Regions from separate parts of the Homo sapiens genome. Here all the other regions are linked to region 2. The links are chromatin loops, found by intact Hi-C in ENCODE. Cell type or tissue: heart right ventricle. All regions are shown on one strand.

The links. A loop is a pair of places that touch in the nucleus more often than their neighbours do. Peaks named below come from ENCODE experiments on the same cell type or tissue, not always from the same donor. Only the 100,000 strongest peaks of a DNase experiment are listed, where the experiment ranks them.
Region 1: it touches region 2 in a loop (5-fold over the local background); 103 of 110 quality-filtered maps call a loop at or near these places.
Region 3: it touches region 2 in a loop (5-fold over the local background); 54 of 110 quality-filtered maps call a loop at or near these places.

The regions. Positions count from the first base shown.
Region 1 is chr5:38,433,528-38,441,527 of GRCh38, reverse strand. EGFLAM (EGF like, fibronectin type III and laminin G domains) reads right to left here. Exons shown (of 22, transcript NM_152403.4): 16 at 6,275-6,391; 17 at 3,073-3,253. It overlaps EGFLAM-AS5 (EGFLAM antisense RNA 5), which reads left to right. Exons shown (of 2, transcript NR_199676.1): 2 at 6,235-7,027. Among named protein-coding and RNA genes, the nearest start is that of EGFLAM-AS1, 10 kb to the right of the region's middle. In heart right ventricle, no CTCF peak of the experiment used is centred here; a DNase peak (open chromatin) is centred at 7,997; H3K27ac peaks cover 1,434 bases.
Region 2 is chr5:38,806,867-38,814,866 of GRCh38, reverse strand. The region is part of intron 1 of OSMR-DT (OSMR divergent transcript); the gene reads left to right. Among named protein-coding and RNA genes, the nearest start is that of OSMR-DT, 35 kb to the left of the region's middle. RefSeq lists an enhancer at 3,792-4,292. In heart right ventricle, CTCF peaks have their summits at 4,665 and 4,864; DNase peaks (open chromatin) are centred at 4,906 and 5,425; H3K27ac peaks cover 1,936 bases; H3K27me3 peaks cover 399 bases.
Region 3 is chr5:38,417,635-38,425,634 of GRCh38, reverse strand. It overlaps EGFLAM (EGF like, fibronectin type III and laminin G domains), which reads right to left. Exons shown (of 22, transcript NM_152403.4): 12 at 7,380-7,569; 13 at 543-668. It overlaps EGFLAM-AS1 (EGFLAM antisense RNA 1), which reads left to right. Exons shown (of 2, transcript NR_046737.1): 2 at 554-780. Among named protein-coding and RNA genes, the nearest start is that of EGFLAM-AS1, 5.7 kb to the left of the region's middle. In heart right ventricle, CTCF peaks have their summits at 4,614 and 4,816 (motif pointing left); a DNase peak (open chromatin) is centred at 4,804; H3K27ac peaks cover 345 bases.

The sequences.
Region 1 (8,000 bases), 370 kb after region 2:
ACATTTTAGTAACTTACTTAGATACACAAGCTCTGAGGAACTGGGACACAGGATGGGTCCACTGGATGCAAGTAAAGAAAAAAGGAAAGAAATCTCTAAGTATGGAAGTAATTTTTGATGGGGAAGGCCTTGTTGAGAAAAAAGGGGGCCTAGGTATTGGGGTAGTGCATGGGGTGGAGAAGATGCCTGAAACTGAAACCACCAAATGGAAGGCAAGGGGACCCCCAAGGTCAAACCTTATGTTTTTTTCTTGGCACCTGAAGTCACAGCTGGGAGTAAGAAGAACCTCTGGCTTCTCCTGTCCTGGTGGGTCTTGCAGGTGGGACAGACAGGTTTGAGTTTCTGCAGTGGCCACTGCTACAGGAAGCCTGTGGCATCCCAAGAGCATCTCAGATGCTCAGTGGGAGCTCAGTGCACCCCTTGGTCTGGGTCAGGCTCTCTTGCTCCTGCCCCCAACCCCACAGGGAAAAGCGGGGGCCCTGAAACCACCATGTAGTCCAAGTGCCTGGAACTGCTCCAGGATTTGTCTGAGTTTCTGGCCCCTGCTCTCCTGGGTTACCAAGAGGTGGGAACAAGTGTCAAATTGTCCAACTACGGCCCTTGTGGAACTCACTTGCCACACTCTCTGATGAGGCTGAAAAAGACCCAGACTCACTGACGATCCAGAAAACAAAATTCCTCATAAAGAAGGTGCCCTTTGGTATGGATTGGATGAGCCCTGGTGCTGGTTATTTCTATACCATTTTGCTTCATGTAAAAGGACTGGTTTAACTTCTGTAGGAATACTGGGAACAGGCTCTTGTTTTGAAACATGGTTTGATTATGAGGCAGAAAAAAACCCCAACTTTTAAATATATGAGGCTAAAAATCACCTTGCTGGATGAGACAGGATTCTTTCTGACAACCAAGGATGGCTTCTCACCATTCTTGGTCTTTCAAACCAAGGATTTACGCAAACTTTCTATGTATTCTCTTGCATCTCTATGGAACAACATAATCGCCCATCTCTTTTCCTTTTCTTTCCAATCTTTACAATGGGACTAAATGTTTTCCCCAATATTAGAGCAGTCGGCATGGCAACTGCCCACAATTGGTACCTGCTGGAGCTGGAAAAATTGTTGCAGAGCCCCATTAATCCTCTCCAGTCATTATGATGGAAAGGAAATTATGGGATAGGGGCCATACCTCTGATATATGAACCTTCCCAGGATTTGGAAAGGTTGCCATCTTCCCAGAAGCAGTATCTTGATTTCAAAACACAATCTGATACTAATTCAACATGGAGGGTGGCTGCTGGCTCATCTGGGTTCCAATCTTGGTTCTAGACTGCTTTGCAGGAAAAGAGTCCCCAATGTCCTGCAGTTCCCTCTGCCGTCATCCATTCCCACAGATCTTGCCAGATCCAGGTGCTCACTGGGATCTGCCCCAACATTCTGGTAAGATTTGCTTCTCATTGAACCTGAACCTATAGTTACAAAGCTATAAATGTGAGCACTTTATCCCTGTTACGACTAATGTTCTGCAGCAGGAAATGAGGGCTAACAAGATCACACATTATCCTTTCTTTCTCCCTTTAATTTCCAGTGCTAAATGTTCATCTAAGTCCGGGATTTACATATTGACCATTAATGTTAGATATACGGCAAGCACAAATTGGATGCTCCTGTGGTAAAATTGGAGACTTAGTAAATTCAAACATTGATGTGTGAAATCCAAACCCAATTTTCTGAATGAATGAGCCACTCTTCAGCTAAATCTCTGTAAGTACAACCTATTAGCTAAACAGCAATTTGCTTGTTAGGATTCTAATCAGGATAATTCACAAATGAATCAATTACCCTCCCTTGTTAAAAATACAAGGAAGATTTGCCATGTAGATTTCAAATTCATTTAAACATAAGAAATACTACTAAGGCTTCCAACTGGCAAATTGGCATCTTTCATATTTTCCAAGACTGCTGCAAAATGACAAAATGACTTCTCCTACCATTCCATATACCAACATACCTACCTGTAATTTATAGTTTTCCTCTAAGCCCTAATTCTGATAAAAATCAACAACCTGGAAATAAGAAAGACAGTGCACATTCCTTCAGAGGCTCATTGCTTTATTTCTTCCAGGCTTGTTTTTTTTTTTTTTTAAGTTCCTGGGCAGGAAAGGCCACACTGAAACTGAAAAATGAAGGCCCAACATGATGGATATATGTGGGAAGCCTATTCTAGATACCAGGGCCGTGTCCTCAGCTTCCCATAAGCAGGTACAGAAAGCAAGTCCAGCAGGGTCTCATGGTCTATGACCTGCCTTGGCTTTCAGTCTAGGGTAAGATGGAAACTGAGTAGCCCACAGCACCTGCTAATGGATTTTATTTTTCTCCCCACGAATAATAATGACCAGTATTTGTTGGTTGCTTGAGTACTTACCAGGCCCTCTTCTAAATGTTCTGGATCCATTGTCTCATTTAGTCAATACTATAACCCTCTGTGTTAGACACACAATAATACTGCTATTATTATTCCCATTTTACAGTTGAGACAACTGAGGCACAGCAATTTGATAGCCTAAAAAATAGCACTATACAGAAGGTTATGCATACTTTAGTTTGGAGCAACTAATGTATAATTTGTGTTTTTGCATATTTGGGCAAGGTTTCTCTTATACAGCATGCACAGACAGGGGTTAAAATATTTATCAGTCTACAAAGCATAGGCATTCATCTATCAGGATAGGCTCTGGGAGTGGCTCAGATGCAAAAGTCCTGGAAACCCCTACTCTGTTATGGGTTAACTCTTGGGTTGCTAGACTATGAGGTGATTCTCAAGGAAGGAGCCAGGGCAGAGGGTGGGGAACCTATTTACTCACTGTTAGCAGAAGTATTTCAGCATTTAACTCTTATTAAGGAATTATGGTAGTTTATAAATAATCATCTAATAAGTTATTGAAATAATTGATCAAAATAACCACTATGGTTGTACCACTGTTACAACTCTTCCATTAAGAGTTGTGGTCCCCCAATTGGCTGTCCGTTCCTTCCACTCCCTCCAGGGAGCTGTGCCTCAGACCCCTGAGCGTACCTTTCTGGCAGTGAAGCCCCTCAAAGCCCAAGGGGCAGTCACAGTCATAGCCCTCCTTCCTGGGCCGGCAGCTGCCCCCATGGGCACAAGGGGCTCTCACACAGGGGTGGGCCGCATTCTCCACATTCACTCCGGAGGTGAAGTCATGCTTCACATGGATGGTTCGGTCATTCAGGATGATCTTGAGAGAGAAAAACATAAAGAAATTCAGGAATTAAGAAACATCTTTGTAGTCTTCTAAAGCTTCCCTTGGCAAATTAACCTGAGCTACACATAGGGAGATTGAAAAAAAATTTTTTTAAGTCCAGTTTCCACTTTTTTTTTTTTTTTTTTGGAGATGGAGTCTTTCTGTGTTGCCCAGGCTGGAGTGCAGTAGTGCAATCTTGGCTCACTGCAACTTCTGCCTCCTGGGTTCAAGCAATTCTCCTGCCTCAGCCTCCCAAGTAGCTGGAATTACAGGCACCCGCCACTACGCCCGGCTAATTTTTGTTTTTAGTAGAGATGGGGTTTCACCATGTTGGCCAGGCTGGTCTCGAACTCCTGACCTCAGGTGATCCGCCCACTTCAGCCTCCCAAAGTGCTGGGATTACAGGCGTGAGCCACCGCGCCAGGCCTAGTTTCTACTTTCATAGTCTTGTCATCTATGCAGGAGCTGAAGTGATCCCAAGTTGATCCACTTGGGAGAATCTGCGGAGTGACGCGCTCCTCTGGTTCCGGAAGACTGGCCACTCGGTTAGGTTGTAAAGAAGTCCCAAGAACTACAAAGTTCGGATTTCAACCCAGCTGCACATTAGAACCACCTGGCGGGCTCTTAAGAAATACTAATGCCCAGACCCGCCCAGACCCATTGAACCAGAATCTCTGAAGGTGAGACCAAGTCGTCAGTAACTTTAAAAAGTTTTTGAGAGTCACCTCAGAAGATGCAGCCCAGGCTGGGAGACACTGGTATATAAAGCAGAGTGGGGAGAGTGCAAAACACAGTGTTACGGAGGCGGAAGTCAAACAGGGCACCCTGGCTCCCGGTGGCTGTGGAATCCAGAGACACTTCCTAGTGTACTCCTTTATGTTTCCAACTAATGTTCTCAAGCAGTCTCCTAAAATTCCATCAGCTGGACCTCCCCGATTGTCCCACTCACTCCTGCTATCCTCCTTCCCTGACGTTCCTGAATCCCCTCCCTCTGCACATTCCCTTCCCCACTTAAGAAACAAAAGTGAAACACAGGTCGCATTCTTTACCCCACTGTGCATGGATTTACTGGTGCTCAAGAGCTCCCTTGCACCTTCTGCCCTGCAATGTGACTCTAGTGAAACTGATAAATTATGAGGAGGGGCTACTGGGTTCCCTAGCCCCAAATAAATGGATCCAACTTTACCAGCCCTTGATTCAGAATATGGATTTACTTTGAACTGTTGCTGGCTTTGCAGAACTTCGAGACAGTAAGAACACCTCCCAGGGGAACCCCCACTGCCCAGGGGTTATAAGAGGTTAGCAATGGCACTTCCTGCCACGAATCTAAGCTTCCAAAGGCTTGCCTGGCCCTTGGAGAGCACTGGGAGAGTTGAGAGAAAACTTTTCCCCAGTCCTGAATCTGAGAAGCTGCTAGAAAGTAGCCAGGATCCTTCTACAATCTCCCCCTTTCAGGCTGCAAGTGAAGGACCATGAAACTGCGTAATATGTGCTGAGACAAGCCAGGAATGGCACTGTTCACTACAGGACATGGCCCAGCCCGTGAATCAGGCAAGAGAGGGTGGTCTTTCTAGCAGGAGATAGGGAGAGGGTTGTGTGTGCTGCGTGAAGGGGAGGGCACAGCCTGAGAAGAGCGGGCAGAGGATGGGAAACGTCTTAGCATCCCAGCTTGTTTCCTAGGTGAGAATTTGAAACACCTGGTTAAGCATGGCCAATCCCACTCATAGGGGAGAATGGTCTGAACTGAGGTATCACAGACCTCGAACTTCAGTAACAAAGGGAAACACGTGACTGTCAGCAAATGTTGACTGGGCCTGACACTGCGATGCGAGATAAAATGGTCACAGTACCAGGGGCCCTTTTCAGTGAAAGGAGGGACTTCTTTCATCATTCCTCCTTCACCTTAGCCTCCCTCATGCTCCATCTCAGGTCCAAAAAGGATCCTTTAGCCACCATTGGTCACTAAAGGAAAACAGGATGAAGCTAACACCCAGGAACTAAACATGCTTTTCTTCAGATCCTTGTTCTCCCAGTGTTTGGTGGTTCTGCCCACCTGGGCTGGGGAGTCAAGCTGCAGGTCTGTTGCAGACAGAGCATGACTTCATAACCACAGAGATCATGGGCAGCCCCAAGAGAAGGAATAAAAGAGAGCAGGCCAGAAGCAGTGGCTCATGCCTGTAATCTCAGCACTTTGGGAGGCCAAGGTGGGCAGATCACAAGGTCAGGAGTTCGAGACCAGCCTGGCCAACATGGTGAAACCCTGTCTCTACTAAAAATACAAAAATTAGCTGGACGTGGTGGCAGGCACCTGTAATCCCAGCTATTCGGGAGGCTAAGGCAGGAGAATCGCTTGAACCCAGGAGGTGGAGGTTGCAGTGAGCCGAGATCACGCCACTGCGCTACAGCCTGGGCGACAGAGCGAGACTCAATCTCAAAAAAAAAAAAAAAAAAAAAAAAAAAAAGAGAGAGCCGGGGGAGTCAGTATCTTTCACTGAATGTTTTTTTCCTGAACCTTCTAGGGAAGAACTCTTTAATCTATGCTCTTAAGAGCTTGGTTACATGATCAATGAACACCAACTGCTAAAGTGTAGGGGTGGGGATGAGCACTGGCTCTAATGTTGAGCAAACTGCAAAGTACCGCAAAAGAGAAGCGCAGAGCCAAGGTTGCTATTCACCTCCGTCCACCTCCTTCCCTACTGTGGAAGTATCTGCAGACACATGATGCCATTTCACTCCCTCAGCAGTCCTAATATAGTTTGGTAGATTTGCCATAAAAATTCATCATCACCAAGTAGCATTCATGGAATGTCTGCCGGGCATAGACCCAGGAGCAGATGTTCTAAGAAAGTGAGGTTGGAAAGCCATGCTGTGGGCATTAAAATAGAAATTTTTAAAAATGTTAAAACTTTCTCAAAGTGTCTTTCTTGGGTGCAGCAGATGACACTGATCATAATCCTCACTTTCTTTGTCTACAGTCTGGGTGGCCCAGTAAACATGAGGAAGAGATGCCTGTACCTTCTGGATGCTCCCGCTGAAAGGCTTCAGGACACCCGAGTTCTTCTTCACATCATCATAATTGGGGACTCCGCCAATGAAAATGTCTGTGTTGCACTTAATCTGTGTGAAGCCTCCCTGCCAAAAGATTAAAAACAAAGCATTGTATGACTTTAAAACAGATGTTCAAAATGATCAAATGTGTCTTCAGTTCCCTGTTGGGGAACAAAATGGTAGACAGAGCCTAGAGACCCATCATGACAATCTGTCTACACAAGGGCTTCACTTTCACAGTGTTTCTCATTGCTCCTTACCACCTGCCTGAATGTTGGTGAACGTCTTAAAGTCTCTGAGACTTCATTTCATTGTCTGCAAAATGGGAGTCATTGTATCTACCTCATAGCTATGTCATGATGACTGTGGCAGACTGCACTACCGTTCACAGGTACCCCTCCCCACAGGAAGATTGCCTCCAACCTGTCGGCTCAGATGAGCTTGTGTGACTTCTTATAGCCAATAAAACATGAGCAGAAGAGAAAAGAATCACTTCTGGGCAGAAGCTTTCAGAGCCAGAGAGTAGTTCACCATGCCCTTTTCTCCTTCCCTCTGTTCCTTCAGCCCAGATCTCAGATTACAGCTGCAGCTAACCATTGGTGGATATGTATCATGAGTGAGAAATCCTTACATTTGAGAGCTCTGGGAATGAACACACTTTAGGTAATGTTAAGTTATTATTTTCTTTGATTTACGATAAAATAAATACAAATAGTAGCAGCTTTGATCATTGATTTAACAAATATTATTAGGCACATACTACAATATGCCCCAGCCACTATGTTAAGTGCTGGACAAACAGCAGAAAATAAGAAAGACCCAGTCCTGCCCTGCAGGGGTTTATGCGAGCAGGGAATACAGACAAGTAAAAGAGCAGGTGATATCAGCACTGGGAAGAACTGTACAGGTGGCTATGGGTGCACCTGGGTGCCGGACACGGGAGTCTCATATCCTACCCTAGACACAGGGAGTAGGGGAGGTGGTCAAGGAAGAGTTAACATTGTAGAAACTGGAAGACGTTGGGGCTTAGAGGGAATGTGAGTATAAGGCACAGGCGAGAGGGGGCCAGAGCATGCAGAGCCTTACACACCACATTACGAGCATGAATTTTACCCAAAAAGCAATGAGACTTAAGCAGGAGAGAGAGGTCTGTGCTTTGGAAGATCATTGGCCAGAGGGAGGAGAATGAATCTGGGGTCATGTCAAGGGTAGAGAAGACAAGACAGGCGAGTCATGGAGGAAGAAGCTCTGTTTATCTTAGGGAGTGCCCCCATGGCTGGGTCCAGCCAGGTAGCCCAGGGAAATTTCAATTAGATTAATAGACCAAAATGCCTTCTGTCAATAGCCTTCCGGCAGCTTTGAGGGTTCTTCCTTAACTAGGAGGTTAACAAAGAAGTATAAAGGCTTTCAGGAATTCTTGTGGCCCAGCAGAATACTGAACCAGTCAGGAACTGTCACCACAAACCCACAGGCATCTTTCTCTTGTCATTGCTCTTACACAAAAGCTAAAATAAGATGGAAAGAGGAAAGGAGGAAGGATGCAGGGTCAAGGAGGTTTCAGAGCAGCTGGCTGCTAGGAAAAAAAATTGCATTATGGCTGTGTCCAGCAGCGGGGCCTCGTGGAGTGAGGAGCAGTTCCTTTTGGCTGCTCATCAAAATCGTCATGCAGCACCCTCCTGCTGACAAGTGGAAG
Region 2 (8,000 bases):
CTCTTTCCCAACCTCTTCCCTCTCCCTCTCCCATCAGAGACAACTACTAACTAGATTTTTGTATTCATTATCTCTTTGCTTTTCTCTATAGTTTTAACTTCATGTATTTATATCCTCCTAAATGTATTTAGTTTTGTGTGTTTTGAATGCTATGTAAATTGAGTCATTCTGCATATATTCTTCCACCAGTTGCTTTTTAACTTAACATTTCCTTTCTAAATCTCATCTGTGTAGCTTTTTTTTTGAGATGGAGTCTCGCTCTGTTGCCCAGGCTAGAGTGCAGCAGCACAATCTCAGCTCACTGCAACCTCTGCCTCCCGAGTTCAAGCAATTCTCCCTGCCTCAGCCTCCCAAGTAGCTGGGATTACAGGTGCCCACCAGCATTCCTGGCTAATTTTTGTATTTTTAGTAGAGAGGGGGTTTCACCATGTTGGTCAGGCTGGTCTTGAACTCCTGACCTCAGGTGATCTGTTCGCCTTGGCCTCCCAAAGTGCTGGGATTACAGGCATGGGCCACCACACCCAGCCATCTGTAGCTTTTTTATTTCTTCATTGATGTATTCATTGTGAATACACCACAATTTATTCCATTGTTAATCAACATTTGGTCTGTTTTCAGTTTTTTTTTTTCTCCAATTACAAACAGTGCTGGTATAAACATTCTTTTCCATGCCTCCTAGTAAACAGTGCAAGAATTCCTCTAGGGAATATACCTAGGGGTGAAATTTCTGGGTCAGAGAGTTCAGCTACTTTTTGTATTTACTAAATGATGCCAACTTATTTTCCAAAGTGGTGTAACTACTGCTGCACATTCTCAGTCACATCGGGTATTGTCAGGATTCTTACTTCTTGTGTGTGTGGTAAATATAAAATGGCATCTGATCACTGCTGTTCTAATTTCTCCCCAATTTCTAGTAAGATTGAGCATTTTCCATGTATTTGTTGCCATTTCTTTCTCTTCTGTGAAACACACATGTAACATTTCTGCTCATTCATCAGTTGGATTGTTCATTTTTTTCTTACAGGTTTATAGAGTTCTTTGTATATTCTGGGGCTTAATTCTCTATGTTATGAGTACCTTCTCCCAGTTTCTGACACTTATTTTTTTACTTTCATTACAGTGTCTTTTATTTTTATTTTTTATTTTTTGAGATAGGCTCTCACTCTTGCCCAGGCTGGAGTGCAGTAGCACGATTATGGCTCACTGCAGCCTTGACCTACCAGGCTCAAGCGATCCTCACACCTCAGCCTCCCAAGCAGCTGGGACTACAGGTGTGTACTACCATGCCCAGCTGATTTTTAATTTTTTGTAGAGACGGCATCCTACTGTTTCCCAGGTTGGTCATTACAGTGCATTTTAAGGAACGTAAATTCTTAATTTTAATGTGGTTGATCTCATTTTAAGAATCATTCTATTTATAATATACATATTTAGAAAGTCTTTATAAACTAGGAAGCTATAAAATTATCAATGTATATTAATTTTTGATAAGTTTTGTAATTTTGCTTTTCAAATTTAAGTCTTTAGTACACCAGAAATTGGCTTTTTGTGTGATATAAGAGGTCCAATTTTATTTTTTTAACACATGAGTAATATGTTTTCCCCATAACCACATATTGAAATAATTAATATTTCCTCCAAGTGTCTGCAATGCCAGCTCTAGGAAAAAAAAATTTCTATGCATGTGTGTTATGTTTCTGGATTCTATATTCTGTTGCCCTGGTCCATCTATATGATTTATCCCAATACCACACTATCTTAATTGCTATAGCCCTAGAACAATTGTAATATCTGGAGGACAAGATCTCCTGTAGGGTTCTTCTTTTTGAGTGTCATGTCTTTTCTTGGTCCTTGGCTCTTTCATATTCATTTTGGGATTAGTTGCCAGGGTTCCTGAGAAGCTCATGGAAATTTCTATTAGGATTATATTAAATACATAAAGTCATGTGCCTCCAAGTGTATGTGCTTATATACCTGATAACATTTTGCAGCCAAGTAGATCATATGTAGAACATTATAATTCATCAGATCATTGTGGCATATCAGAGGCAGGGGGTTGGTTTGGCATGGAGTTGCATGAAGTTGGTGCTTCTTTCCCAGCTCCAGTACATCAAAATTTAACAACAATATGGAAAGAGAGTTTATGCTCAAATTGCCATGAACAGAGTTTTCACCTACAAAGGGTTGTTCCAAAATCAGAAGATGTCAGGAATTGCTATTACTATTACATGAGTACAGTGAATTGCTGTTGCAATTCCAGTGAAGTTTGTATTTCTGGTGTGCTTTGTACAAAACATTGCAATCAGACCTGAAAGCAAATGCTATAGAATACAGCAGTCAAAAAAGTCTTTGGTCTTTAGTATGGCTATCCATGTCTTCTTATCCATAAAGAATTTGTAATAATTTTTCAGAACAAAGACTCTTGATCCAATTCAGATGAGAATGTGTGATTATACAAATATGGGTGCAGGATGAACATAAAAAATAGGAAGAATGTAGACTACTCTGCTCTCAGATCAAATTAATATTCCTTTTTTTGCAGTTTAATTAGGCATAAATAAAAAGCCACGTGAAGCCTGGAGATACTGGACATAGCAGATTTGTCAAGCCATTTTTCCCACCACCAGTGCCTGAGCACGACCTCATTTGTCTTGGTCAATGAAGCTCAAGGAAGCATTGCACTTTGGCTTCCGCTTTAAGTTTTGTATGTTGATATGTATCCCATGTCTTCTAACAATAAAGTGCTATTTCACTGACATTAATCACTGTCAAAGGCTTTCTGGTAAATTCTTTAGGCACTCGCCTTGCGGGAAAAGGCATCGGTTTGCCATACCCTAAGAAATGGGCTGTTCATAATGTTGTGTTGTAACTTGATTCTTGTGAGGCATTGGTTGAATAGAATAATAGACCAGAGTCAATGACGATACACAGTGGCTAGCCCTTCAAAGATGGCTCCAAAAATTAATTCTTGTTTTTATTTGCCTACAGTGTCAGTTCAATTGACTAATAATATGACTCTTGGTCATATTAATATGATTAAGAAAAGGTACCACTTTTCAAATAGTCTAGGTGTTTAGTCTAGGTGTTTAATCTAAAATTACATAAGAGTTTCTTGCTGTTTGGGGGTATAGGGTAGCCAGGCAGGATCCTTGCACTTAAGAAACTTAAAATGTAATACATGAAAAAGCAAGTGAACAAAAAAAACCTTGATTATCAATTGGTCAACTGCATTAATTGAGCATCCATTTGAGATAGAGCAGTGGTCTTCAAACTTTTTTGAATGCTTTTCTCCTAAAAGAATTTTTTTTATTATTATTATACTTTAAGCTCTAGGGTACATGTGCACCACATGCAGGTTTGTTACATGTGTATACATGTGCCATGTTGGTGTGCTGCACCTCCTAAAAGAATTTTTAAAAGCTGGACACCTGCTCCTATTTCTGCTGCCAATGTGAAGGTATCAAAAAGAAATTGCCATTGGGGGCTGCTACGCAGGCACAATACGCTATGCTAATTAACGAAGACCGCTTCAGGTAGGATCAAAAAACATGGCTGGTTTATTAGGATGCGAGAAAACTCGGGTTTGTTCCTTTAAATTCTAGAATGATTAAATACTAGTTAACATTTAAATTAAGTGCCTGCATGTGCCAGGTCTTATTGTAAGCACCTTATATGGTTTATGTCATTTAAACGTCACAAAAACCCTATGAATTAGCCTCATTTTATAGAGAACTAAGGTTACTGAAGTTGAAGTAATAGGGAAGCGAGCTCGACCCCAGGCATTTGGCTCCAGAGCCCATATTGACAACCACTGTATTCTCCTAACCCTTTAAAGGCAAAGACTGTCTCTTCTCAGTGCGGTTATCAAAACACTTTTTGCCTGGAACCTAGAGGCATTCTTGAGTCTCTGTTTCCACAAAGATTTGTATGTTTCAGATGGGAAGGGCTGCTCCCATCTGGACGTGGTCTCCAAGGATGTTTTGGGTGTGCTGCATTTTCTTTTCTTTTCTTTTTTTTTTAGACGGAGTCTCACTCTGTTGCCCAGGCTGCAGTGCAGTGGCACGATCTCGGTTCACTGCAATCTCCGCCTCCCGGGTTCAAGCGATTCTCCTGCCTCAGCCTCCTGAGTAGCTGGGATTACAGGCGCCCGCCACCATGCCCGGCTAATTTTTATATGTTTTTCGTAGAGATGGGGTTTCACCATGTTGGCCAGGTTGGTCTCGAACTCCTGACCTCAGGTGATCCGCCCGCCTCGGCCTCCTAAAGTGCTGGGATTACAGGCGTGAGGCACAGTGCCCGGCCGGGTGTGCTGCATTTTCAGCACGTACACCAAGTGTCTCCTCATGGGGCTAATGTGTGGGAGCTGGGAAGCCACAGTTCACTTTCCAGAACCCAAAAGGGGCAAAGTGACATCATAAAATTGTCAGAATGTCCCTTGACACAACCGTACTTGTTTGTCTGCAGCACGGTGTCGAGCCCCTCTTCCCTTCTGGACATGAAGACATTGCCCAGAAGTAACTCTTTAACTTAAGATATCTTTAACGTAAGATAGAATCAAGTTCTTTTTGAAGCAAAAACTGCATAGTCACAGCTGTTACTAGAAAAAAAAAAAAACAACAAGTTCAGAGAATCAAGCACTTGTCCTCGTAGGTTTTGATTACTATTGCCTTTGGGTCAGATTCTCTCATTAGAGTCAAATAAATGTTTTCCATCATGACCAAAAAATGTTTTATACAAATTCCATTTCCCAGAACTCTGTGAATGAAATGGAAACCCCCTTTTCTGGTTGTGGAAAAAAACCAATCCAAAACAAACCCCACAACCTCCCAGCTCCATCTTTCTTAAGTACCCCCTGGTTTTGCTAGGTGGCGCCATAGGCTAATGCATGGGTCTTCCTCGGCTTCCCGGGCGGCCGCCTTCTGTGAGGCAGGAACAAAGGCCTCTGCGGTTCCCTTGGAGTTTAAGATCAGACCAGCCCACAGGAGATGAGATCCATTTGCCAAGACTCGCCTCTGTCGTGTTAGGAGCTGCCCCCTCCCCTCTCCTGATTGATCACAGCTGGTAGTGAGGGGATTCTTGGCCATGTGCTTTAGCCGTTCTTGAGGGAAATTCTGGGGGATCTTAAACTTGATCCTAAATATTGCGTTTCTCTCTATCTAAGTCTCCTAAAAATTGTTCATGTATTTGGGGAGGAAGGCTCACGCTCATACTGAAGAGTGAAAGGAAGGGGACAATAATTCAAAGGCTTGCACCAACTCCCTCCCAATCCCCTGCACAAGGTTAATGTGTGGGGAAATCCCTGTCCTTCCTGAGAGCCCTGATGTTTCCCAGTCTGGCAGGGGCCAGGACAACCTTTCTCCATCCTGCAGGTCACAGAGCCAGCTTGTTGTGGAGGAACAGGAGGCCCTGTTGTAGGAGGGGTGGCACAGGTCCCACAAGCCCTATGGGGTTTGGAGGACACCCAGGCGCCTACTGACTTAGCAAGAGACTCCCCTTTCCCACCCTGCTAGAGGCCTGAAGCTCCAAATTACTGACTTCTTTGCCTTAAAGCATTAGAGACTCCCCGAACACAAATATGACAGAAAAGCTTTACTTGGAAATGTTGGAGGATGAATTGCAAAATGGCACTGCTCGGAGAGATCCCCAGGGAGGAGCTGGTCGTGGACCGGGCGGGGCGGCGAGGGCTGCAGGGAGCAAGAGCAGAACACTGGAGTGGAGGCGACTTCACTGCCTTCGCGCCTCCGGTAGGAACCACGGCTTCCTTCTGCCTGCAGTGTCTGCAGCCTGGGAGTCCCCCAGATCCGTGTGATGGCCAAGGCCGCATGCCCCGGAGAATCTGGATTTCGAATACTGTCCTGATAGCTGCCTAAACACCCACATAGTAGTCCTCCCATGGGTCCTGGTTGGGGTTCAAACACATTCCTACCCTACCCAGCCTTCCCTGAAATCCGCGTCATGCTGAGGGCAGCCCTGACAGTGGCCGCGGGTCCTTGTTGAGGACGCAAGAGGAGGAGGAGCCTCAGCCAGGTGAAAGATCGTCCATATATTCCAAGAAGGAAGCTTCATAAACATGCAAACCTGCACAGCACAGGACACACTAGTAGGAATGCTCTTAACATTGCAAGTCAGAGGACAGATTCCAGAAAATAGAAGGGAGAAAATACATAAGTAATATATAAAAGTCAAAACGGGAAGGAGAAGAGCTTTTAAAAATTGACAAAAAACATATTCATATATAGAGATTATATATTAATGTATATATGAATATATATGACATATATATAGTCACAAGAAGAAAAACACAAAAACTCCAAAATTAGAGCGAGAAGAATCTGGGAATAAAAACATACATATCTATGGATTTTTCATGACTATATTTTGAGTTCACTTCTGATACTCATCCAAAAGATATTTATTTGAGCAATTGTAGGAATGTGTATGATGCCATGTCCATCTCAGTATCTCTGTTTCAACCTTGAGGAATCTATCAGCCCTTCCTGCATTTATCTCTGTCACAGGAACAATGCTTCTTTTGGCAGTAAACATCAGTATACTTAAGTGCCATGAGTCATATTTTCAATTTTTAATTAAATCATGGTCTAGCTAAGGTTTGATTTATTTTGGCCTGAATTAATTTAGACCCTGGTCCACATAAATTTACATAGTTTATTTAATCCAGCTCATGACTGCATAGATTGTAAAATCCCTTAGATAGCTACAGTGTAGATTGTGAAAATCACCCTCTTATCAAGCAAAGAGTGGTAGAATATAATCTCTGGGGGTTGTGGTAACTTCATTCTTAAAACTAGCATCACGAAAGAAATGTGTTGTATTCCTAAATAAAGGCTTTTATGAGATCATCTAAAGATATTGCATCCCATATGTTTTCACTCTAAAAGTTTGAATGATACGGTAAAGCCTCATTAAGTGGTGCCGATGCATGCTTTTTCTTTCTTTCCCAGAATGGTTATAGAAGGTCATAAATCTATATAGTAAGCACCCTGCAAAAAGCTCATCTGCCGCACTCAAATATAGTAAACACTGTTTAAACAGCAGAAGTGTGAGTCATACCGGTATCATTTTCCTAGAATTCTGATAAAAAAGCATCATGGCTAATTAATGTTCCCAAGAAAGGGTCACAGCTTACAGGAAATGAATCGGAAGGTGACAGGAAGAAAGGGTGGGGAGCTCAGAACGCTCTGGCTCAGGATTGTTGGCAAGATCCTTGTTCCTGCAGCCAGGAATTGACAGCAATCATGAGGAAGAGAAGAAATCACGCTGCACATTGAAACTCAGAATTTTTTTTTTGACACGGAGTCTCACACTATCGCCCAAGCTGGAGTGCAGTGGCACGATCTCCACTCACTACAACCTCCGCCTCCTGGGTTCAAGCGATTCTCCTGCATCAGCCTCCCGAGTAGCTGGGATTACAGGCTCCCGCCACCATGCCCGGCTAATTTTTGTATTTTTATTAGAAATGGGGTTTCACCATGTTGGCCAGGCTGGTCTTGAACTCCTGACCTCGTTATCCACCCGCCTTGGCCTCCCAAAGTGCTGGGATTACAGGTGTGAGCCACCACGCCCGGCTGAAACTCAGATTTAACCAGACTGGAAATGCAGGGACAGAGAGACAGAGAGAAGATGGAGAGGAGGGAAGGATGATAGGAGATGATGACCAGAGGGTTGGGGGGTAAAGATTGGGGTTCAGGGGAAAATAGCTGACAGAACAGCATTGAAACCCCCCTCTGCTACTGATTTGGTCTGGGCCCTGCAGTTAAGTTGTTTTTGTGGGTTTGGGGTTTCATGGCACTTCTGAATGTTAAATATGATTGGATGAGCACAGCTGGCAATTCAGCATTCATGACTCAGCTGAACTTGTGACCTATAGCAGGACATCTCGTAACCCTCAGAGGAGAAAGTGAGTCAGATGCATTTTCTGCAAAAACGAAATTTGCCTTGTGGGAAGAAAGAATGCTCCTCATGCATGTGTGTTGGGTGGA
Region 3 (8,000 bases), 390 kb after region 2:
TGAAAGGCTCAACATCAGATGAGTGAGTTCTCATTACCAAACAAATTTTGGCACTCAGAGACACTCCAACCTTGTTTAAAAAGTTTCCCCCATCTCTCCCAACAAAGCAATGTTGATCCCATAAAAATGTATGGGGCTTTGTTAGATTTGTTAAAAGTACATTGATGAGGCCTGGCGTGGTGGCTCACGCCTGTAATCCCAGCACTTTGGGAGGCCGAGGCGGGTGGATCACTTGAGGTCAAGAGTTTGAGAGCAGCCTGGGCAACATGGTGAAATCCCATCTCTACTAAAAATACAAAAATTAGCTGGGCGCCTGTAGTTCCAGCTACTCGGGAGCTGAGGCAGAAGAGAATCACTTGAACCCGGGAGGCAGAGGTTGCAGTGAGCCGAGATGCGCCACTGCACTCCGGCCTGGGTAAGAGAGGGAGCCTTTGTCTCAAAAACAAACAAACAAATTAACAAAGAAACTATATTGATGATAAAGTACATCTACACAAATTAACATGCAGATAGAAACCGCCTTCAACTTGCTTCTTTCTCACCATCTTCACAGTGTCGACCTTTAAACCCAAGGGGACAGAGGCAAATGTAGGAGTCGGCTTTGATTGCTGTGCAGGTGCCACCATGGATGCACGAGGCCTCATCACAGATTCCACTGCTGCATTCCCCTAAATACAGAATGGGAATTACAAAGCCAATCCTCCATGTGTGCCAGTCCAACACAGTGGCGCTGACCCCACCAGCAGCTCATGGTTCTGAATAAATACATTTCAGTTCTTACTCCTGTTGATTTGCAGCTCTGCACAACTGCAAATGGGCTTTCAGGATAAGTGGAACCTGCTCTTCATTTTAATTTGATTTTGGTTTGTCCTGTATGAAGAGCCATAGAGACTTTAAAAAACATGATGGACACAATAAATCAAATAATACATTTCTGGGCAATTTTATGACCACTAACTGGGATGACTAAGCTGTTTCTGCTTTAATTCATCTCTCTCTTGCTCCCAACAGAGCATATTTCAATCCCTCCAATGTCAACAGGGTGTTTATGTTAAAAGCATTCTAAATTGCATGACCCCAATTAGCTTAAGTGCTGCTGCCTTGTTGGTTCAAAGTTGAGACAAGCAAGGTAGGCACAGAAGGAGTTACCCAGCCACGTCTAAGCTGATTAACTCACCTGGATTGTCAACTTCTCTGTCTGGGGTAGGGAGCAGGGAGGGAGGGCCCCATAATACATTGGCACATGGGTTTCAGAATCCCTATTTCTACTTCCAAAGTTACACCCTGATGAGGGACAGAAAGGTGGCCTGTGGTAAGAAGGCTGAAAGGCTCAACATCTGATGAGTGAGTTCTCTTCACCAAACAGATCAGAGAGATCCAGAAAGGGTATCCTTTGTCATTTTCAAGTGCAGGTCATCAGAGGAAAACAAATGGACTTTTCATGGGCTGTTTTTCTTCTGCTTCTTTGTGTTTTCTCTTTGTGTGTAAGAAATCAGTTAGACAGATGGACCACCATCTGGCCCAGAACCACATGAGGGAGTACAAAACACTTTTTCTGGGGGTGGAGGTAGAAGGGCGTGCCTCTGGAAGTGAAGGGTCCAGCTGTGCTCTCTCCCAGTCTTCAAGGCTGCCCTCTGCATGAGCTGGTAGCCCACCCTGTGAGGGCAGGAGCCCTCCTTGGCCTGAGTGTGTCATCTCGGCAGGATGAATCTCTCACCCTTCCCTCCTTGAATTGGTCCAGTCTTTTCATAAAGACTCACTGGGAGGAGGGGTAAAGGCCAGGCACCCAGGTTAGACCCAGGAGAGGAGACTGACTTCAGGGACTGCTAACAGAATTTGATTAAAGCCCGTGCAGATGGCTTGCCTCCCCAGCTGGGGGTGGCTAGCCTCTGTGAATTCCAGCTGGTGGCTACTGAATGTTCAGGCAGACATGACCAGTGGTCTCCAGCCACAGCCCTAAGAATGTCACCCCCAGCATTCACAGCCTCCACAGAGATGCTGGCTGACTTTGATCTTAAAGAGCCAAACTCTCAAAGGTCCCTGAGCCCCGCCAATTTCTGTGGGTTGTGATTCCTTCCCAGAGCTTGGCTGGATCCACAGGAAGAAGCGGGATCCTTGTATGTTATTTTAGATGTACAGAAAAGGATTACATTACAAGTCTTATGCATTTTAACCATTTTTTAAGAGGTGGGGGTAGGGGAGGGGAGGTCATGAAAGCCAGATGGAGTTGCTGACTTGGTGAAAGCAGCATTTCAACAAGATTACTCTGGGAATGGCATGCAAAACAGACTGGTGAGTGATAGGAGTGGAGGAGATGAAAAAACTCCTATAGGGAGTGAACAGGATGGCCACAAAGAAAATGGAGAGACTGTGAAGGATCAGACATCCAAGGAAGTAAGAAATGAGAGATTCATTCTAGAGGCTGAAAGGCAAGAACACTCCTCCAGCACAATCTCAAGGTTTGTAGCTTGAAAGACTAAAATAATGGTGCAGGAGGGAAGAAATGAGAGTGGCTGTGAACAGGACCTGGCTTCTGCAAAGCAAAGGGAGAGGTTGCTTTGGTTGGATTTAAGTCTAAGGTGACTGTGGAAATACCCAGTGCTGGTATCAGGCCTTGAAAGAAAGGAGAGAGGTTCCCAGAGTTTCCAAACCAGTGTGGGTACAAGGTCACACAAGGCATGGCACCTGTGTGAGCTGGAGAGAACCTGAGCATGGGTGAGTAAGCCACAGCAGGGGCTCTGTGAACCGAGAAGGAAAATATATTGCATCTGTATCTTCCCTAGCCTCTGCCTGGAGCTGGGTATGTATTTCCATCAACTTTCAATACAGGCAAGATACTTCTAGTGTTAGTAGTTCTTGTGAGTTGTGACCAATAGACCTCACAGCTGTTGTCACCTTCCATTTATTGCACATTTTTTGAAGTATCATTCATACTTGTTGCTACTTTGAAGTCATGGGAGTTATTTCACCCACCATTAAATAATTCTGTTCTTAATATGCTTTATAAAGGAGCACATATATTATTGTAAAAGCAAAACTTTAAAAATATGTGATAGAGCTGGGTTTCAATATAATTGTTTCCCCTTATAATATTACATATATTATTTTTCTCCATTTAAGAACATCATTATGAGAAGAGGTCCATGGGCTTCCCCAGACCACCAAAGGGGGCTGCAGTGCCAAAAAGGTTAAGAATCCCTGGGCTACTGAGAAGAGAGAACCTGGCGGCGAGGGCCCAGGGCAGCCAGGAAGGGTGAGTGCAGAGTGTAGCTGAATAGGTTCATTTTAGGGGGAAAACTCTTAACTCAAGAGTGATGGGGAGGAGAGGTGGGTGTGGCAAGGTCATGTATACACAGACCTCATTATCAATATGTAAAGTCACTTTCACCAGCGCCTACCATAGGCCAGTTGTTGTGTAGGTTTCTGCTAGATAAGAAAGCGAGAGGTAGAAGAGAAATAAGACTCCTAAGGAGGGGAAAGAATGTGGAACATCATGGGGTGGAGTTCCTTAAAGAGACCATGAACAAGGAGAAACTTCCCTGTCCCCAACCCCTAGTCCGTAACCGAGGCCCACCTATTTTTCCCCTAATGATCTGTCAGATCCGTCTCTGTTTCTACCACCACCACCACCTGGATCACACCGTTATTTGTCATGTGACCTACTGCAATAGACCTCAGCTGGTCTACATGTATCCCTGAAAGCCCCGTCTAATGAGCTGTCAGAAGATCTTCTCAAATCACAAACTAGATCATGGCACCCATCTCCCCCTTCCTCTTCCCCTGGAACAAGCCCTTCCCTCTGCCTGGAATGTCCTTCTTTCCCTTCTCCACATTTTCACTCCTACTCTTGCTTCATATTAACTTCCTCTTCTGAGAAACTCTTTCCCTGGCCCCCAGACCCTACAACCTCCCTATTAAACATCACCACTGCAGCACCACTTCTCCTCCATAACACTTACCCCAGGTGTAACTTCACCTTCACTGTGTGATTACTATATTAATTTGGTCTCTCCACATGGCAACTATATGAGGACTGAGCTGGATCCTGTCTTGTTCATTACTTGATCTCCAGCACCCAGCACTGTGACAAGCACTAAGCAGGTGCTCAGTGAAGTATTTATTGAGTGAAATGAGGAAAAGAGCTCGTAAGCCATAGTGAGACCCATGGTCACCGCAGACCCCCTGAATCTCAAATACCCTGGGAAGTGGCTCTGTGACTGCTCCAGCAGAGTGGGGATATCCAAGATGGGATTGGCATAAATGAGTGGTGGAAATATAGGTTTGAGAATCTGAATGGAAATAATCAAGAGCTGGACCAGAGAATGCAAAATTTGCTGAGATTTCTGACCAACTATTCTAGAATGTGACTTGCAGAGAGCACAGGAGCTGGGAACAGTCTAACGAAAGACAGGATATGAAGTGGAAGGAACTGAGTAATGCAAGCCCCTCTGGGGAATAAAAACGGGTTTAGTGGGAAGGCAGAGAAAAAGTCACAGTTGAAGATGGCAATGACAAGTTAGAGATATCAGATGGAGAACCATGACCTCCCTGGTGAGGCTGCGTTTGACTTACAAAAACTTGAATTTCAGGAGGACTAACCCAAAGGACAGCAAACATGGAAGCTGAGGAAGGATAATCAGCCCCACTCTTATAACCCCGGGGGAAATGAAATGCGAAGAAATGTAAAACACCAACATGGCTGACACATGCCATTAATATTCACAGAGGGAAGTCTATACAGTAATCCAATAGCTGTATCCAGGGAGCTGAAGCCCACAAGAGAGGTCCTTTTGGTGCCACCTGCTGGAAAAGTGGGTATCGCACTGTGTCAGAATTAACAAAGCTGGCAGAAATCAGTTCTTGCCCAACTTTACAACCTCTGAACTACCTGTCAGAGGTTGCCATGCCATTTCAGGACTACCAGGTTTATTCAGGGCTGTTCCCCTGAAGAAACAGATTATAGCTGATTTGATGGGAGGGTTAGAATATGAATAACAATATTAATAACAGGAAACATTTACGAAATGTTTGCGATGTGCAAAGCCCTATTCTAAGTGCTTTTTACACACCACAACTCATTTAAACAAAATAATCTTATGAGGCAGCTACTATTTCTAGATGGGGAGACTGAGTTGCAAAAATTTTTCAAATCCAGGCAATCTGCCTTCAGAGTCCAGGCTCATAAGCAAGGCATGTGACTCCTGATGGAATGGCTGGTTCTTATGTTCTGAATCATCACAGAAAGAAGATGGATTTTGGAGACATTGTCCTACCATAGTGACAGCTTTAATAATTGTTTCAGTCATTGCTGCTTACTGTTTACTTTGACCAAGTAATCAATGGATGGTAAACTATTTTTGTTAAGTAAACTTCATCTTTTATAGTTATAACAATGGCATCACCTATAGGAGTGAACAAGGTGGAGGGAAACAATTTGGTAGCCATTGATGTAGCTGATTTTGGTAAGAGGGTAGTCACTTGTGCCAGAATGGCTGAGGTCACATTAGACTCTACCACTTACTAGCTGTGTGACCTTGGGCAAGTTACTTAACTGTTCTGTACCATTGGTTTTTTGTTTTGTTTTGTTTTGTTTTTTGTTTTTTGTTTTTTAAGACAGTCTCACTCTGTTGTCCAAGCTGGAGTGCAGTGGCACAATCCTGGCTCACTGCAACCTCTGCCTCCCAGGTTCAAGCAATTCTCCTGCCTCAGTCTTCTGGGTAGCTGGGATTACATGGGTGTGCCACTAAGCCCGGCTAATTTTTGTATTTTAGTAGAGACAGAGTTTCACCATGTTGGCCAGGCTGGTCTCCAACTCCTGACCTCACGTGATCTGCCTGCCTCAGCCTCCCAAAGTGCTGAGATTACAGGCATGAGCACTGTGCCCAGCCCCATTGGTTCTTATCTGTAAAGTAAGGCTAATGATAGCACCTACTTCACAATAACCTTGGAAAGATCAAAGTAATTTAGAATGGTGCCTACTTAAAGTAGGTGCTCAACTAATAATATTAGCTACAAGAAAAACAAACAAAACAAAAAACTGTTCTAGGAGTCATGAGGATCGAATCCTACCTCTGACTGAGGAATGGAGAAAGGGATGAATTGATATGTGGTCAAGAAAATGCAGCAAAATGTTAACGGTAGAATCTAGGCAGTGAGACTATGCTGTTCACTGTGCATTCTTTCAAAATAGCATCTTAGAGATGGAGGGAAAAGAGATTCAAGGAGGAGACTTGCCATTTCTTGCCAAGGACAAAGTCATGAGGATGTGACGCTTAGAGTAGTGAGTGAAAAGGAGAGTATCATAGGGATATCGACCCAGAGTCCTGATATCATAGAGACCCTGTTATGAACTGAACAGCTTTTCCCCCAAAATTCACAGTTGAAGTCCTAATTCCCTGTATTTGGAGATAGTATCTTTAAGGAGGTATTTAAGGTTAATTGAGGTCATAAGAGTGGGGACCTAATCCAGTCCGATTGGTGTCCTTATAGGATGATATTTGGACATACAGACATACCAGGGGTGTGCACACATGGAGGAAAGATCCCACGAGCACACAGCGAGAAGGTGGCCATCTGCAAGCCAAGGAGAGAGGCCTCTCCAGGAACCAAATTGGCTGGCACCTTGATCTGGGACTTCCAGCCTCCAGAACTGTGAGAAAATTAATTTCTGATGTTTAACTTGCCCAGTCTGCAGTATTTTGTTATGGCAGCTCTAGTAGACAGTCCCTGAATTAACCAACCTGGGAATTATCTACCTGCTGCCTTCAGTGATAGAATAAATGTCCTTATTGCTTTAAAAATAAGCCTAGCTCTGCCTGCTACTTTCAATAAGTTATTTAACTTCTGCAAGCCCCAGTTTCCTCATCTGTAAAATGGGCATGATAATAACTTCTACCTCTTAGCGTTAGTGTGAAAGTAAATGAGAGAGCATATGAGAAGATGTTTGGCACAGCGATCACAAATTAGAATGTGACCACTTCTTTAAGAAACAGAGAGTGTATGAAAGCTCTTCTTACATTACTGTGTTGGTTCTTCCACTGGACTGGGTGAGGTAAGGTAAAAGGGCTGGATCGCTTGTTGCTTTGTCCAGTAAGACCATGCCATATTTCATGATGAGGCCCAAATTGCTAGCAGGACAGAACCAGGGTTTGGTGCACCATACTGTTACCATATCTTGGTGTTCAGATGCGGGGTCAGCAGCATGTCTGCAGAGCACCAGCCTCACCCCTGAGGCCCACCTCCCTCCTGATGTTCTGAAGGTACCAGCTTCCCAGGGTAGCACCTAATGTTGCTGCTCCCTCCATGGCCCAAGCCAGAAAGGCAGTCCCATAAGACATAAGTCCCATAAGAGTACCCCAACCCACCAGGCAGCCACTTACCCACATCAGCCCCACTGAGTGCTTTTCCCAGGGGCCAGGGCCTCATGTCAATTCTCCTCCCATTCACAGCGAGCGACTGCACACAGCCTTGAAAGCCTCGGTTTGTCCCTGTTGCTCTAACCAACCAGTAAGCGCTGGGAGCGCCACCAAGATAGAGAGGTGTCCGGAAAGTAATTTTACTGTATTGGCCCTTTAAGAAAGATGACCACTCATGAATACTCTCACTAAACAAAATCAAAAGCCAAAACACACCAGATTTTTATGAGGGACATGGTTAAGACGTCAGTGACAGCCCCAGCATTTTCTTCCATCTGTATTTATCTTTAAGACCTTGCCTTACTGGAAAATTAAACCCACGATTACCGTAGGGAGCTCAGTGAGTTTCTCAGAGGGCTGTGCTTCCAGAAGGGAGGATTTTGGAATGTCTAGAAGGGAAGGGAAGGGAGGTCAGAGACACGCCTCACCCACCAGGCAGTGAACCATGCTAGGCATCCAACAAAAACGTTCTCTTTCCAGTCTTGACACCAGTTGACTGTGTACTTTGGAAGGATCTTAGGGGGCTATTCTGTGCCTCCAAAGGTGATAATACTAATTTTGTATACAGTGGCTAACAATTACCTT